2 separate regions of the Homo sapiens genome follow, and region 1 is linked to region 2. The links are chromatin loops, found by intact Hi-C in ENCODE. Cell type or tissue: heart right ventricle. All regions are shown on one strand.

Evidence for each region. Peaks named below come from ENCODE experiments on the same cell type or tissue, not always from the same donor. Only the 100,000 strongest peaks of a DNase experiment are listed, where the experiment ranks them.
Region 1: a loop joins it to region 2, with 9 times the contacts of the local background. A loop is called at or near these places in 13 of 110 quality-filtered maps.

Annotation. Positions count from the first base shown.
Region 1 is chr15:77,972,686-77,975,185 of GRCh38, reverse strand. No RefSeq gene overlaps it. Among named protein-coding and RNA genes, the nearest start is that of TBC1D2B, 100 kb to the left of the region's middle. In heart right ventricle, no CTCF peak of the experiment used is centred here; a DNase peak (open chromatin) is centred at 955; H3K27ac peaks cover 1,438 bases.
Region 2 is chr15:78,776,755-78,779,254 of GRCh38, reverse strand. ADAMTS7 (ADAM metallopeptidase with thrombospondin type 1 motif 7) reads left to right here. Exons shown (of 24, transcript NM_014272.5): 9 at 1,667-1,811; 10 at 2,414-2,500. Among named protein-coding and RNA genes, the nearest start is that of ADAMTS7, 33 kb to the left of the region's middle. In heart right ventricle, no CTCF peak of the experiment used is centred here; a DNase peak (open chromatin) is centred at 1,064; H3K27ac peaks cover 1,183 bases.

The DNA of each region.
Region 1 (2,500 bases), 800 kb after region 2:
GTGGGTACCACTACAGCTTAGTAGGAGTGCCCTGGCATGCTGACCACCCCACCCACGGCTCATTGCTGTCCTGGAGGAACTGGAGGAAGGTTTGGGGCCCTCTGGGGGCAGCAGTGGCTGGGGAGAATTGAGCCACGCAGACTTGCAGGGCTGGGGATGACCCAGGCAGCCACGACTTGGGCAGAAGCAATGGAGGGAGGCAGGACCCGTGGGACCTGGGGCCTCTAGCCAGGCAGGGGAGATGGGGAGGCACCAACCCTCCAGTTCTCCAGTCTGGGTGGCCTTAGGGCAGGTGGCGCCAGGCCAGAGGGCCAGGATGAGCATACAGTCCTGATTGGGATGGGGGTGGGGGGGTTGCACAGGGAAGAAGGGCAAAGGTGATGGATTCTGGAGTCCAGCAGGGAGAGAAAGAGACACTCTGAGATGTAGAGAGGCTGGGAGAACACAAAAGGTTCAGGAAACAGGGCCAAGACTACTGAAGGCAGGTGTGGAGAGGGGCTGGGAGGGTGGATCAGACCATGGAATCCCGAAGCCCAGATTTCAGAGGGGGCCTGGCAGCTTGGAGACCCAGGGTGGAGTGGGTGTTTGCGTGGTCTCCTAAGTCCCCCGACCAGTGACAGGCCCCTGGCCCTGCCCAGAGCTGCGGAGAAGAAAGCCAAGGTGACCAGACTTCTACTGAGAACCCTGGAATCCTCCTGGAATCACTCAGACTGCCCATGCTGGCTGGAAACAGATCCTCTAACATGGGCGTTGGCAGATGAGCAGCTGCTGGATGCAGTCCTAGTGCCCAAGATGACCACGTGCCAGGCTGGTCCCGGGTGCATACCCTCTCATTTGCTCCTCACAACATCCTGGGCAGACTCTACCATCATCTCCCCTCATGCACTCAGGGCCCATATGTCACTTGCCCTGGGTCGCGCAAGAGAGATGTGATGGCCAGGATCTGGAGCCATGCCCAGGCTGCCTGCACCAGGCTGTGTCTACTCACTGGGCTGCCTGCAGTGCCAGGCTCCTCCCATTCAACCGCGAGCCTGGCCTCAAATACTTCACCCCAGATACAAGTTCAAAACCATGGCAGTGAGGCCTGGCGGGGAGAAAGGAGTGTCCCCAAGTGCTCCTGGGGCTTGGGGCTCCTTGAGCCTTCCTGGGCCTGCACCCGGGGCAGAGTGTCAGCAGCGGGTGGTGGGGTCAGCTGGCCCTGGGCTCCCTCCTTCCCGCTAGCATTCCGTGGCTCGAGGAGGTAGACTGGGGGCTCACCCATCCCAGCCAGGGGGTCCTCTGACCCAGGGGCTGAGGGGTCCAATGCACCTCATCCCGGCACCAACAGTCCCTGGGCTGCAGCCCAGCCCTTCTGCTTCCTGGCTGCCCCAGTGCTGACTCGCTGCACATGTGGCTCCTGCGGGCCTGCTGTTGGGCAGCTGAAGCCACAACAACCTCTCAGCCCACCCTGGGTGTGTGGGAGAAGTCGGGAGCATGAGGCGACCCTCACAGAATCCACTGTGAGAATCAGGCCGAGGTGCTGTCTTGGGAGTCAGAAACCCAAGTTCTACTCTTTGCCTGGCTATAGATGCTGTGTGGCCTTGGGCCTTCACGTCCTCATCTACAAGAGGCTGATCCCAAGCTACAGGGGTATAAATAGCAGTGTCTTCTTGGGAAAAATCACACAGGCGGCCGGCAGCCAGCCCTTCCTTCCTCTGGCAGGCTCACTGCCAGGTCCTCTGCGCTGCCGACACACCCGGATCCCCAAACCCGTCAGCCCTTCCCCTCCACGCCCCTCCTTAAGCTAATTATAGCGGGGCTGGGCAGTCCCACAAGAGGTCAAAGGAGACAGTAGGTGACTCCGGTCAGAAGCCTCACTCTCACTTTGAGACTGCAAAGAGCTGCCTGCCACTGACAGGAGAGACCTGGGGGCCCGCTCCCCTGGCCACCCCTGGGATCTGGTCATGAAGTCACTGAATGGGGGGTCCACGGGGTGAAGTGAAGGACCCCACATGTGACCCAGCCTGCCTCTCTCCCTGTAGAAATGCTGGCTTTGAGGAAAGCAGGGACCAGGGCCTCCCCTCCTCCCCACCCAGGTCCAAGTTGACACTGGTGAAATGCTGTGACCTCTCCCCAGGGTCCCTTAAAGCACCTGTCAGTCCGGAAAGGTTCTTAGAGTTCTTCAGGTCAACCCTCTTGGACAAGCTCCAGAAGCTACCCTCCAGTGCCCCCCCACCACCTCCTGAGGGTTCTTCTGCCCCACCCTATACTCGCATGGCCCTGGCCTCTGCCCAGCCTGCCCTCCACTTACAGCAGCACCCTTCTTCCTCGGCGTGGAAGCTGGCCTTTAGAAGGCAGGCTCCTTCTCCGAGTCACTGTTCCTGAACCCAGGAGGGCTTGGTGCCCCTCTCCCCATTCCTACAGACCCACGAGGACTGCATGCCTCAGTGCCAATCATCCCCAACTGTCATCTGTCCATCTCCCCATGGTGTGAGGGCCTGGAGGACAGGCACCTGGAGGT
Region 2 (2,500 bases):
TGATCATCTTGGGCACTAGGACTGCATCCAGCAGCTGCTCATCTGCCAACGCCCATGTTAGAGGATCTGTTTCCAGCCAGCATGGGCAGTCTGAGTGATTCCAGGAGGATTCCAGGGTTCTCAGTAGAAGTCTGGTCACCTTGGCTTTCTTCTCCGCAGCTCTGGGCAGGGCCGGGGGCCTGTCACTGGTCGGGGGATTTAGGAGACCACGCAAACACCCACTCCACTCTGGATCTCCAAGCTGCCAGGCCCCCTCCTCTGAAATCAGGGCTTCGGGAGTCCATGGTCTGATCCACCCTCCCAGCCTCTCTCCACACCTGCCTTCAGTGGTCTTGGCCCTGTTTCCTGACCCTTTCGTGTTCTCCCAGCCTCTCCACATCTCGGAGTGTCTCTTTCTCTCCCTGCTGGACTCCAGGATCTATCACCTTTGCCCTTCTTCCCTGTGCAACCCCCTGCCTGTCCCAATCAGGACTGTATGCTCATCCTGACCCTCTGTCCTGGCGCCACCTGCCCTGAGGCCACCCAGACTGGAGAACTGGAGGGTTTGTGCCTCCCCATCTCCTCTGCCTGGCTAGAGGCCCCAGGTCCCGCGGGTCCTGCCTCCCTCCATTGTTTCTGCCCAAGTCGTGGCTGCCTGGGTCGTCCCCAGCCCTGCAAGTCTGTGTGGCTCAATTCTCCCCAGCCACTGCTGCCCCCAGAAGGCAGCAAACCTTCCTCCAGTTCCTCCAGGACAGCAATGAGCCATGGGCAGGGTGGTCAGCATGCCAGGGCACTCCTGCTGCTAAGCCATAGTGGTGGCCACCTAAGGTCCAGCAGGGGCAGCAGGCTGGTCACTGGTCCCAGAAGCAATAGCATGCCTGAGGGTTGTACAGAGTGAGGCAGGGGCAGAAGCGGGTGCCAGAAGGGACTGGGCCGCCCTCCCCAGGGTCCCTGCTTCCATGCTTCCTGCCTCATGGTGTTGTGTCTGAGCAGCCTTGTCTTCACCACACCACAGCAGCAGGAGTGTGTGGTGGACACAGATGGCGCCTGCTTGTGTCTGCCAGTTTCCCCGCTACCGCTGCCAGGGAATGCCAGCTGGAGGAAGGCAGGAGTAGATAGGGTATGACAGAGGCCGGAGGCCAGCCCTGTCGGGGTGTGGGGGAAACGGGACAGGCATGGTTGCCCTGGGCTCTCTCCCAGGGGAGGGGCTGCTTTCCAGACCTCGCCTTTCCACAGATGACCCAAGGTCTCTGCCTGGGTGGGGCCGTCGGAGGCTCTGTTGTGTCAACTGTGATGTGATGTTCTCCGGATCCTTGTCGGGCCTGGCTCCAGGGTCTGGGCTCAGACACGGAGGCTGCAGGGTCGGAGAGCAGGGCCACATGACGGCTTGGTGGTCCAGGAGGCCTTCTGAGGGAAGGGCCCTGGCAGCGTGTGCGGAGGCCTGGGATTGGGGTTGGGATTGTTTAGCCAGCTGGAGTGCCCAGGAGGTGAGATGAGAGAGGCCGGGAGGGCCTGTGCTGCTGGCTGCAGGTGGAGGATCGGCTGAGCCGAGCGGGGAGGCTGGAGTTTCCTACAGTTGTAGGGCTCTGTGCCCCCTCCCACCTCTCCTCCTGTCCCGGCCCCACCAAGGCTTCTCCGATGGGTCTCACAGGCTGCGCCCCCCTCCATCCTCCCGTCCCATCTTTAGCCGTGGGTGGGGCCTGTGCCTGGACGACCCTCCTGCCAAGGACATTATCGACTTCCCCTCGGTGCCACCTGGCGTCCTCTATGATGTAAGCCACCAGTGCCGCCTCCAGTACGGGGCCTACTCTGCCTTCTGCGAGGACATGGATGTGAGTGGGGCCGGTGTGGGTGTGGGGGTGTGGGGACCCGGCAGGAGGGCTCAGGGGGCAGCTCTCACCAGCCCGTGGATGCCAGCCTGGGAGCAACCTCTCCTGGCCTGGGCTGCGCCCCTGAGTGACACTGTGAGACGTCAAGTGGCCTGTGGGAGAGGCCAGGGATGGGCGGCCACAGACCCAGCTCTGAATTCTGGGTCAACCATGGACCAACTGTGACCCTTCGGACAAGTCCCTTCGCCTCTCTGGAGCTGGCTTATAAGAGGGAAAAGGAACCCCTGTGGAGAGGGTCTGTTTATCCTGGCGAAGATCGCCTGAAGTGATCTTCTAACAGGAGTGTTTCCAGAGGAGGGGCTGGGCCGGGAGAGGTGTGGACAGCTGGGGACCGCTCTGAGCAGCGCAGCCCCGGGCGCCCCACACCACCACATGGTCCGGGGAGGAAGGTGGGAGCAGGCACACAAGAAGGAACCTCTGGGGGTCTGTGGGCCCCTGCCATGTGGAGGGGTGCCCAGGGGACCCTTGGGGACAGGGAGGGGGGCAGGGTGGGTGGCGGCACTGGGGAGGGTGTGAGGGTATGGCCCATGCCCTCCTCCTCGCAGAATGTCTGCCACACACTCTGGTGCTCTGTGGGGACCACCTGTCACTCCAAGCTGGATGCAGCTGTGGACGGCACCCGGTGTGGGGAG